2 separate regions of the Homo sapiens genome follow, and region 2 is linked to region 1. A link is an interaction called in ENCODE POLR2A ChIA-PET data of the cell type or tissue named here. Cell type or tissue: CD4-positive, alpha-beta T cell. All regions are shown on one strand. Links, peaks and the distances in the headings refer to the core of each region. The heading gives the core; the rest is flanking DNA.

The links. Peaks named below come from ENCODE experiments on the same cell type or tissue, not always from the same donor. Only the 100,000 strongest peaks of a DNase experiment are listed, where the experiment ranks them.
Region 2: POLR2A ChIA-PET joins it to region 1 with 6 read pairs; 4 of 35 experiments call an interaction of 5 or more read pairs at or near these places.

What each region holds. Positions count from the first base shown.
Region 1 is chr13:41,483,865-41,490,079 of GRCh38, reverse strand. No RefSeq gene overlaps it. Among named protein-coding and RNA genes, the nearest start is that of RGCC, 29 kb to the right of the region's middle. In CD4-positive, alpha-beta T cell, for the core only: no CTCF peak of the experiment used is centred there; no DNase peak of the experiment used is centred there; H3K27ac peaks cover 247 bases.
Region 2 is chr13:41,317,628-41,323,842 of GRCh38, reverse strand. NAA16 (N-alpha-acetyltransferase 16, NatA auxiliary subunit) reads right to left here. Exons shown (of 20, transcript NM_024561.5): 3 at 4,933-5,037; 4 at 3,019-3,176; 5 at 653-787. Among named protein-coding and RNA genes, the nearest start is that of NAA16, 9.5 kb to the right of the region's middle. In CD4-positive, alpha-beta T cell, for the core only: no CTCF peak of the experiment used is centred there; no DNase peak of the experiment used is centred there.

The DNA of each region.
Region 1 (6,215 bases), core at 2,074-4,573:
AAAATCCTATCTACCTTTTTTGCATAAATTAATAAACTGATACTGAAATTAATATGGAGGCCAGGTGTGGCAGCTCATGCCTTTAATCCCAACACTTCGGGAGGCCAAGGTGGGAGGCTCGCTCAAGGCCAGGAGTTTGAGACCAGCCTGGGCAACAAAGCAAGACCCCCATCTCTACGAAAATCAAATAAAATAAATAAGTTAAGTAAAATGTATATGGAAATGCAGGGACCCAGAACAGTCAAAATAATCTGGCAAAAGAAGAATAAAGTTGAAAGACTCACACTTCCAATTTCAACCTTGCTATAAAACTATGGAAATCAAGACTGTGGTATTGGAATAAGGATAGACATGTGGATCAATAGAATAGAATTAAGAATCCATAAATAAACCTATGAATAGTCTATTGATTTTCAACAAAGGTACCAATACAGTTCAGTGGGGAAAATTGTCTTTTTAACAAATAGTTCTATGATAACTGGATATTCACACGCAAAAGAACCAAGTTAGACCTCATCTCACACCATATATAAAAATTAACACAAAGTGCATCAATGACCTAATATAAAAGCTAAAACTATAAAACTCATAAAATATAGGAGTGGCCAGGCGCGGTGGCTCACGCCTGTAATCCCAGCACTTTGGGAGGCCGAGGCGGGTGGATCACAAGGTCAGGAGATCGAGACCATCCTGGCTAACGTGGTGAAACCCCATCTCTACTAAAAATACAAAAATTAGCTGGGCGTTGTGGCAGGCGCCTGTAGTACCAGCTACTTGGGAGGCTGAGACCGGAGACTGGCGTGAACCCGGGAGGCGGAGCTTGCAGTGAGCCGAGTTTGTGCCACTGCACTCCAGCCTGGGCGACAGAGGGAGACTCTGTCTCAAAAAAAAAAAAAAACATAGAAGTAACTCTTTGTGACCTTGGATCAGGTAATGGTTTCTTAGGTATGATACCAAAAGCACAAGCAACAAAATAAAAAATAAATTAGTCTTCATCAAAATTTAAAACTTTTATCTTTCAAAGAACAAAAAAGTGATGAAAACCAACAAAATACAAGAAAATATTTGCAAATTCTATATCTGGTAAGGAACTTGTATCCAGAATACATTGTAAACTCCTACGACTTAGCCAGGAACAGTGGCTCATGCCTGTAATACTAGCACTTTGGGAGGCTGAGGCAAGTGGATTGCTTGCATCCAGGAGTTAGAGACCAGCCTGGGCAACACGGCAAAATTTCATCTCTACAAAAAAATACAAAAATTAGGCGGGTGTGGTGGCATGCACCTGTAATTCCAGCTACTCATTAGGCTGAGGTGGGAGGATCACTTGAGCCTAGGAGTTTGAGGCTGCAGTGAGCCGTGATGGCACTACTGCACTCCAACCTGGGTGACAGAGTGACACCATCTCAAAAGAAAAAAAGAAAAGAAAGCTCCTACAACTAAACAGAAAGAAGACAACCTAGGGAGAGGTGGAGCAAGATGGAATAGAAAGCTCCACAGATCATCACCTCCCACAAGGACACCAATTTAACAACAATTAAACAATTTAAAAGCACCTTTCCTTTGCTTTAAAAGCAACTATTAACAATTTAAAAGCACCTTTGTAAGACCCAAAAATCAAGTGAATTCTCACAGTACCTGGTTTTAACTTCATATCTCTGAGAGAGGCACTGAAACCAGCAATTGTGAGGCATTGAATTCAGTGCTACCCTTGTTATAAGAGAAAGCAAAACCAGACCAAACTAAGCTGACACATGCCCACAGAGGAAACATTTAAACCCTAGACAGAGGGGAATCTCTGATCCCAGCAGTACGAACTTCAGTTCCCGCAAGCCTCATCACCTTGGACTAAAGTACTCTGGAGCCCCAGATACACTTGAAAGGCAGTCTAGGCCACAAGGATTGTAACACCTAGGCAATTCCTGGGATGAACTGGGCCCAGAAACAGTGGACTAGGGGAAGCACGTGACCTACTGAGACACCAGTTGGGGTGTCTAAGGGAGTGCTGGCATCACCCCCCACCCACCCCGGGTTGCATAGCTCATGGCTCCAAAAGTGACCCCTTCCTTTTGCTTCAGGAGAGGAGATGGAAGAGTTAGGAGGACTTTGTCTTTCATCTTGGATACCAGCTCAGCCACAGCAGGATAGGGCACTGGTGAGAGTCATGGGGCCCCCATTCCAGGCCCTAGCCCCTGGACATTTCTAGCCACACCTTGGCCCAGAAGAGAATCTGCAGCCTTGAAGGAAAAGACCCAGTCCTAGCAAGATTCATCACCTGCTAACTAAAGAGCCCTTAGGTCCTGAATACCAGCAGCAATACCCAGGTACTAGGTTGAGGGTCTTGGGTGAGACACTGAGTCTTGCTGGATTCAGGTGAGACTCAGCACTTTCCCAGCTCTGGTGGCTATGGGGCAAGACTCCTGCTTGAGACAGTGGAGCAAAAAGTAAAGGGAACTTTGTCTTGCAACTTAGATATCAGCTCAGCCACAGTGGGGTAGAGAACCAAGTATTCTCTTGGGGTTCCCTATTCCAGGACTTGGCTGTTGGATGGCATTTCTAGACCTGTGTAGAGGGTCCACTCCTCTGAAAGGTGAGTCCCAGGCCAGGCAGCATTCACCACGAGCTGACTCAGGTGGCCTTGAACCTTAAGGGAACATCAGTGGTAGTCTGGCAGTACTCCATGTGGGCCTGAGGTGACAGTGGTCATGGAGTGAGGCTCCTCTACCTCTGGAATGGAGAGGGAAGAGTGGGAAGGACTGTGTCTTATGGTGTGAGCGCCAGCTGAGTGACAGGAAAATAGAACACCAGGCAGACTTCTAAGGTTTTTGCCTCTAGTCTCTGACTCCAAGAAGGTACCTCTGGACCCACCCAATGCCTGGGGGAATTTGCTGCCCTGAAGGGAAGGACACAGGCCTGGCTGGCTTTGCCACCTGCTGATTGTAAAACCCCCAGGCTTTGAACTAACATAGGCAGTAGAAAGGGAGTGGTTACAGCAGGCCTCAGACAAGACCCAGTGCTGTGCTAGCTTCAGGTCTGACCCAGAGCAGTCCTAGGGTTGGTGGCCACAAGGGTGCTTGTGTCACTCCACTCCTAGCTCCAGGTGGCTCAGAACAAAGAGAGAGAGAGAGAGAGAGAGCACCCATTTGTTTGGGAAACAATAAGAGAAGAGAACAAGAGTCTCTGCCTGGAAACCCAGATAATTCTTCCAGATCTTGTCCGAGACTATCAAGGTGGTACTTCTATGAGTCTGGAAGAACCACCACATTACTGGGCTTGGGGTCTTCCCTAAAGCAGATACAGCTTAGATTATAACACTCAAGTCCTTTTGAATATCTGGAAAACCTTGCCAAAAAGGATAGGTACAAACAGGCCCAGACCATAAAGACTACAATAAATACCTACCTCTTCAATGCCCAGAAACAGACGAACTTCTACAACTATTAATACAATCTAGGAAAACATGACCTCACCAAATGAACCAAATAAGGCACTGGGGACCAATCCTGGAGAAACAGAGATATGTGACCTTTCAGACAGAGAATTCATAATAGCTGTTTTGAGCAAACTCAAAGAAATTCAAGATGACACAGAGAAGGAATTCAGAACTCTATCAGATAAATTTAACAAGAGATTGAAATAATTAAAAAGAATCAAGCAGAAATTCTGGAGTTGAAAAATGCAACTGGCATACTGAATAATGCATCAGAGTCTTTTAGTAGCAGAACTGATCAAGCAGAAAAAAGAGCTAGTGAACTTGAAGACAGGCTATTTGAAAATGTACAGTCAGAGGAGACAGAATAAAAAAGAATGAAACAAGCTATTTGAAAATGCAGTCAGAGGAGACAAAATAAAAAAGAATGAAAAAGAATGAAGCATGCCTACAGGATCTAGAAAATAGCCTCTAAAGAGCAAATCTAAGAGGTATTGGCCTTAAAGAGGAGATAGAAAGAGGAGAAGAAAGTCTATTCAAAATGATAATAACAGAGAATTTCCAACACCTAGAGAAAGATATCAATATCCAAGTACAAGAAGGTTATAGAGCACCAAACAGATATAACCCAAAGAAGACTATCTCAAGGCATTTAACAATCAAACTCCCAAAGGTCAAGGATAAAGAAAGGATGCCAAAAGCAGCAAAAGAAAAGAAAAAAATAACACACAATGGAGTTCCAACATGTCTGGCAGCAGATTTTTCAGTGGAAACTTTATAGACCAGGAGAGAGTGCAATGATGTATTTAAAATGCTGAAGGAAAAAACTTTTACCCTAGAATAGTATATCCAGCAAAATTATCCTTCAAACCTGAAAGGGAAATAAAAGACTTTCCCAGACAAACAAAAGCTGAGGGATTTCATCAACCCCAGAAATGTCCTACAAGAAATGCTAAAGGGAGGACTTCAATCAGAAATAAAAGGACATTAATGAGCAATAAGGAATCATCCGAAGGTACAAAACTCACTGGTAATAGTAAGTACACAGAAAAACACAGATTATTATAACACTGTAACTATGATGTGTAAGCTACTCTTAAGTAGAAAGACTAAACAATGAACCAATCAAAAATAATAATTACGACAACTTTTCAAGACATAGATAATACAATAAGATATAAACAGCAACAACGAAGTTTAAAAGTGGAGGGACAAATTTAAGGCATAGCATCTTTGTTAGTTTTCTTTTTGCTTGCTTGTTTGCTTATGCAAACAGTTTTAAGTTGTTATCCACTTAAAATAATGGGTTATAAGATAGTGTTTGCAAGCCTCAAGGTAACCTCAAACTAAAATCCATACAACATAAGCACAAAATATAAAAAGCAAGAAACTAAATCACATCACCAGAGAAAATTACCTTCACTAAAATGAAGACAGGTAGGAAAGAAAGGACAGAGAGGAAGGCCACAGAACAATCAGAAAACAACTGACAAAATGGCAGAAGTCCTCACTTATCAGTAGTAACACTGATTGTTGGCCAGGTGTGGTGGCTCACACCTGTAATCCCAGCATTTTGGGAGGCCAAGGCGGGTGGATCACCTGAGATCAGGAGTTCGAGACCAGCCTGGCTAACATGGTGAAAACCCATCTCTACTAAAAATAGAAAAAAAAGTAGCCAGCTGTGGTAGTGGGTGCCTGTAATCCCAGCTACTTAGGAGGCTGAGGCTGGAGAATCACTTGAACACAGGAGGTGGAGGTTGCAGTGAGCCAAGATCACACCATTGCATTCCAGCCTGGGTGACAAGAGCAAAACTCTGCCTCAAAAAAAAAACAAAATAGTAACCTTGATTGTAAATGAACTAAACTCTCCAATCAAAAGACATAGACTGGTTGAATGGATGAAAAACCAAGAGCCATTTATCTGTTGCCTGCAAGAAACACACTTCACATATAAAGACACACATAGACTGAAAATAAAGGGATGGAAAAAGATATTCCATGCCCATGGAAACCAAAACAAAAAAAAACCAGAAGGAGTAGCTATACTAATATCAGTCAAATTGATTTCAAGACAAAAACTATAAAAAGAGACAAAGAATGCCACAATATAATGATAAAGGGGTCAATTCAGCAAGAAGATATACCAATTTTAAATATATATGCACCCAACACTGGAGCACCCAGATATATAAGGCAAAAATTATTAAAGCTGAAGAGAGAGATAGACTTCAATACAATAATAGCTGGAGACTTCAACACCCCCACTTTCAGCATTGGACAGATCTTGCAGATAGAAAATTAATAAAGAAACATTGGACTTAATCTGCACTATACAAGAAATGGATCTAATAGATAGTTACAGAACATTTCATCCAATGGCTACAGAATACACATTCTTTTCCTCAGCACATGGATCATTCTCAAGGACAGGCCATATGTTAGGTCACAAAACAAGTCTTAAAACATTTAAAAAATTGAAATAACATCAACCATCTTCTCTGACCACAATAGAATAAAACTAGAAATCAATAACAAGAGAATTTTGAAAACTACACAAATACATGGAAATTAAACAATATGTCCTGAATGACCAGTGGGTTAATGAAGAAATTAAGAAGGAAATTGAAAATTTTCTTGAAACAAATGATAATGGAAACATAACATACCAAAACCTATGGGATACAGCAAAAGCAGTACTAAGAAGGAATTTTATAGCTGTAAGTGCCTACATCGAAAAAGAGGAAAAACCAAAAAAGTAATCTAACAATGCATCTTTTTTTCTTTT
Region 2 (6,215 bases), core at 1,599-4,098, 170 kb after region 1:
CCATCTCCATCAACTTGCAGCTGAATCCACATGTAGAATATTCTCCATTGAAACGTGGAGGCAGGCGTGGTGGCTCATGCCTGTAATCCCAGCACTTTAGGAAGACGAGGCAGGATGATCATTTGAGCCCAGGAGTTCGAGACCAGCCTGGACAACATCGCAAGACCCCGTCTCTTAAAAAAAAAAAAAATGGCCGGGCGCGGTGGCTCACGCCTGTAATCCCAGCACTTTGGGAGGCCGAGGTGGGCGGATCACGAGGTCGGAAGATCGAGACCATCCTGGCTAACACGGTGAAACCCTGTCTCTACTTAAAAAATAGAAAAAATTAGCCGGGCGTGGTGGCGAGTGCCTGTAGTCCCAGCTACTCTGGAGGCTGAGGCAGGAGAATGGCTTGAACCCGGGAGGCAGAGCTTGCAGCAAGCCGAGATCGTGCCACTGCACTCCAGCCTGGGGGACAGAGCGAGACTCCGTCTCGGAAAAAAAAAAAAAGAGAGAGAAAAATAATCCTACATTTTAACTGTTTCCAATTACGTCAAAAAGTTTTCCCGTTTTCCATAGGTTTCAAATACTTTAATTCACATTTGAGAGCAGGGACAATTTAGAAGTCAACTACTCCATTTATGAAGGTAGAAGGAAACATTAAAATTCTTACTTGCTGAGTTTGTCTAAATTCTTCCAACAGTTTTAGGGCCATATCATAATCTTTCAGCAAATGGTATGCAATAGCATATCCAATCCAGGAGGCACGCTGTGTGGGGCGCAACTGAAGAAGCTGGTATCTTGTCTCCTAAAAAAAAAGTTTTAACTTGCTAAATATTCTCTAAAACATTATTTCATCAGTTTTAAGAAAACAATCTAACCTTTAACACATTTCTAATGAACTATATCAACAAAGATCAGTTTCAGAATAAAATAGAAGTACTTTTTATGTTTCCTACCTAAAATACTAAAGTTCTACAATACCCTGTAATACTCACTGTGAGGCTGTCATTGAAACATCTTTGGGGCCCATGCCTTTGGACTGCCTTATTAAATTACATTTAAATAATGAGAATTTTTTTTTTTTGGTAACTAAATATTCTGTAAGAAGACTAAGATGGTTTTTTATTAAACTACATTTTGCTACTTATAAAACTATTATATGAATTACATGTATTTACAGTGTAAATACATTGTAATAATTGGCCAGACACAGGACAGACACAGCCAGGCGAAACACCCAAACATCTAATTATCCCTTATTTTTACTGTTGCTTCTCTGTCATTCCCAAATCCTTTATTAAAGTCTAGGTCAGTATTATTTTCTCTGCCAACTCTTGGCGTTACCCTGGGCAAATGCAACACTAACGTGTATCACCCATCCCACAACCTATCCTCTAAATCCCAAGATTTTCTAATCTTTAATGATTTTCTCCTCCACCCCATTCAGAGGCCCACTCCCACAGCCACACCCTAGAAGTTACTGCCACCCAGAAATCATAAATTTAGGTATCTCACTCTCTACCCACAGCTCCCATGCTGCCAACACTATCATTTGATGACACTCCTACCCTTGTTCTTTGACCACCAGTGTCTGTACTTCCTGGGTCCTTCACACTTTCACCACCAGCTCTCCTTTTTTTCTTTAGAGACAGAGTCTCCCTATGTTGCCCAGGCTGGACTAAACTCCTGGGCTCAAGCAATCCTTCTACATCAGCCTCTCAAGTAGCCAGGACTAAGACACGTAATACCAAGCCTAGCTCTCTTTTAACTTAATTTACTTCACAATCCACTTTAGCAGCCATTGTTTTGCCAATATTCTTAATTTCTATGCCTCATTCCTAAAGATAACTGATTTTAACTCCAACCACATCTAAGCTGCTAAACACAGCTGAAGAAAAAAATACACGCTTTGAAGAGTGGTGCCATTATTATTATAGTAAGTTCAGCAGAGCCCTTAAAGTGGCTGCAAAAATCTAGGCATGGGGTATGAGGGCTTATATGGCAGTAGAGGGCAAAAGTAAGAAGTATATAAATAATGTATTTAAAGAAAACTGTTAGAACCTAGTGGCCTCCTTCTCATAAGTAAGTAAGAGAATTCCATGTTGGACATACTGATTCTAGGATACGAAGTGGACTAAGCACATGGAGATGTCCAGGAGAGAGTTGAAGATGCAAATCTGAAGAGGTCTCAACTACAGAAAGACTGATTTATGGCAACCCTTCTCACGTTTTTAAAATATTTACTAACCAATAATTTTTAAAAGCTACTTTTATGTTTAGGTTTCCATTATAAAAGCCTTATTAGTTTATCAAATTTGTAAATATCAAACCCACAAATAATCTAGTACAGCAGCTGCACATAGATATTCCAGTTAAACAGTTATGGCCAGGCGTAGTGGCTCATGCCTGTAATCCCAGAACTTTGGGAGGGTGAGGTGGGAAGATCACTGGAGCCTAGGAGTTCAAGACTAGCCTTGGTAACATAGCAAGACCTTGTCTCTAATTTTTAAATAATTAATGAATTAAGAATGTTTTAAAAACCAGTTTTTTTTGTTTTGTTTTTTGAGAAAAAGTCTTGCTCTCTTGCCCAGGCTGGAGTGCAGTAGCATAATCATGGCTCACTGCAGCCTCAACTCTTAGGTTCAAGGGATCCTCCTGCCTCAACATCCTGGATAGCTGGGACTGCAGGTGTAAACTACCATACCGGGCTAATTTTCTTATTTGTAGAGACGGAGTCTGGCCTATGTTGCCCAGGCTGGTTTCTAACTCCCAGCCTCAAGCGATCCTCCCATCTCAACCTCCCAAACTGCTGGGATTACAGGCGTGGGCCACCACACCCCACCAGTTATTCTTTTTGAATACTCAAGTACAAAGTGCCACAACTATGACTGAGAAGGAAGGTCCCAAGCGACATACACCTTCTAATGAACAATCAAATCTACTTGATTTTGGCTTATGCTCACCTCATTCTGAAATGACACGCTCTTAAATTTTGTCTACTGTAAAATCATGTACATTTAAGAATGAAGTACTTACTCGGTAACCTTCAAGGTCTCTCATTTGGATCTGCAACAGTGAGAGATCCCTCAAAATTTGCAGGTTATCTTTATCTAATTTGAGGGCATTTCGGTAACATTTTATAGCTTCATCATATTTTTTATCAGAACGCTGCAAGAGTCCATATACATGCCAACCTATTAAGTTAAGGAAACAAAGACATACACAGACACTAGAATATTCTATGATACATATCTAATATAAAAGTTACATTAAGGAAATGGTATTTTGCCTGGGATTTGTTCAGAATGATCTGGAGTCTGGGGGAGGGGAATGGTGAGGGGAAGTTAAAGACGAAACCAGAGCAGGCTGGGTTGATAATTGTCAAATTGCTGAACCTGGGTAATGGCCACATGGGAAAGGGGTCATTATTCTGTTCTCTCTACTTGTGTACATGTTTGAAATTTTCTGTAATATTTTAAGTAACCTTAAAGAATTCTTAGCAAAAATTCTTCACATTTTCTACCCTCTATCCCATCACTTTCCTACCCCAGCAACTTCAACATTCACCTATTCTTCATCATGATGTCTTGAAACAGAATATATACAAAAACTGCAACTACTTTTTGAAACAAATTTAGTCAACCAATTCTAAAGTAATGTGTAACTATCACCTACTTCCCTAGTTATATTAAAGGCCACAAAAAATAAGTTGTATTTCTTATAAATTAAAGTATTAGCATATCTTGGAGCCAAAAGCCCCACAAAACTATCATACTTACATGCCCTTCTCTTCACTCTGGGGTAAGCACTGGGATAAAGAAATAAGTATTTAGTAATTTGAGAAAACTCTAAGCTAAATATGTGAAAACACTACTAAGATTATTCGTGTTCAATACCAGTACGTGGCTAAGTGAATTACATGTTAACAAACTAAAATGCAAGGGCAATATGTGAAAAAAAATGCAGATAAACATACAGATAAGCAAAAAAAAAAAAATGAAAATCAATTTCAATGCTCCACCCTTTAAAAAAAAATTTTTTTTTGGCCAGGCATGGTGGCTCACACCTGTAATCCCAGCACTTTGGGAGGCCGAGGAGGGTGGATCACCTGAGGTCAGGAGTTCGAGATCAGCCTGACCAACATGGCGAAACTCCATCTCTACTGAAAGTACAAAAAGTAGCCAGGCATGGTGGCACACACCTGTAGTCCCAGCTACCTGGGAGGCTGAGGTGGGAGAATCGCTTAAACCCAAGAGGTGGAGGTTGCAGTAAGCCTAGATCATGCCACTGCACTCTAGCCTGGGTGACAGAGTGAGACTCCCTCCCCCCAAAAAACAAAAAAAAATTTTTTTTTACACACTGGGATATTACCCAAAGAAAAACACAATTATAAAGATCAAATTAAGTAACAGCTATGTCTCTGTGTTAACAGAAACCAAGCTCAAGAACCAATATCATACTTATATATTAAGTAAAATCTGTTTTAAAATAAGTTTAAGTTTTTCTTCTCAAATGTCTAAAAGAAAGTTTAAGACACACAAATTTTAACATATGATTAACTAAAAGTCAGTATTTGGAATAACAGGAAAGTATTACCCAGTTAATTATGTTTAAGAAAAAAATGGGTTTCAAGTCACAATTACCAAAGTAACTTTTCTCCAACACTAAGCACAACAGAAGTAAGCACATTTTATAGAGATTTCCTTTAAAATATTCCAATAAATAAACACGGGGTAGGGAACAAATGAAACTAATATAGGAGGAGGGGCACAAGCAAAAAAGAAACTAGTATTACAAAATGTTGATAATGATTATAGTTGAGTAATGGATACACAGAGTTCATTAAATTCTCTCTTCTACGTAGGTTTGGAATTTTCATAGTACAAATTTAATTTGAATTAGGAAAAAACTAGCTAAAACATAAACTATTTAACTACTGCAAAAGGATACAGACATGACTCTTGACATCATTACGAAGTCCTTTACGAACAAACTCATAAGCTTCTTCTTTTTTTCCTAAACAGTTCAGTGTTAATCCTTTCATAGCCAAAGTCTCTGAAAAATAATTTTTAAACTCTATTTACAAATGACACAAAATTATTCTCTTATTCTCTTAATAGTACTTTAATAGTTGAGATCTGAAGGATTACTATGGCTCCAATTCATCTTTTTAATCTCACAGTTTGAACTTCTCTCCAAGTAGAAAAAGTAAAACTACATTTAAATATTTACTTAAAGCTTAGCAGCCCAAGTCCTTTTCTGAAATTCCTTAGTTTCAGAGTTGCTAAAATGGTTTCTGCCCTTCACAAGACTCTGTAAAAGTGGTTGATATTATTCTGCTGAAAAAATTAACAAAGCAGGCCAGGTGCAATGGCTCACGCCTGTAATCCCAGCACTCAGGGAGGCTGAGGCGGGTGGATCATCTGAGGTCAAGAGTTCGAGACCAGCCTGGCCAACACAGCAAAACCCCGTCTCTACTAAACAAAAATTAGCTAGGCATGGTGGCATGTGCCTGTAATCCCAGCTACTTGGAAGGCTGAGGCAGGAGCACTGCTTGAACCCAGGAGGCAGAGGTTGCAGTGAGCCAAGATTGTGCCACTGTACTCCAGCCTGGGCAACAAGAGCGAGACTCTGTCTTAAAAAAAAAAAAAAAAATTACAAAGCAGACATGAGTCTTAATGGAATTAAATCTACCATAGCAGTTCCACAGCTCTTACCTAAGGTCAATTCTAATCAATCATCAATCTGATTTACAACCACACAAAAACACTCAATCTACCTTAATAAAGACAAATACATAATTTAAAAATCACTAATCACTTTATTCAATATTGGAACAGACTTCATTTTTGATAGCAAGTTTATTCCAACAAATTATACTTAGGCTAATTAACATCAGTTCACATTTCAACAGCACAACACTGGATGATGGTAGTGGCAACAAAAAACATGTAAGGAAGTTAATAAAAGATGGTTTAGGATGAAATAATTCTCTGAATTATCCACAAGAAGGGAATTACACAAGAAGAATGATTTTCAAACTCTATGGTATTCAGAACATGGTGATCCTGTGGCCCAAACCCCGCTCCAACACCTTTTATCTGTTTTACATATTGAACTTTCCCACAGGCACCATTTGGATAAAGCTTCCACAGCTAAAAAGCTTGAAAACAAGCTTTAAAATTAATTCTATGAAATGAAGATTTCTTTCCATTTCCTTCAAAGAATCTTTT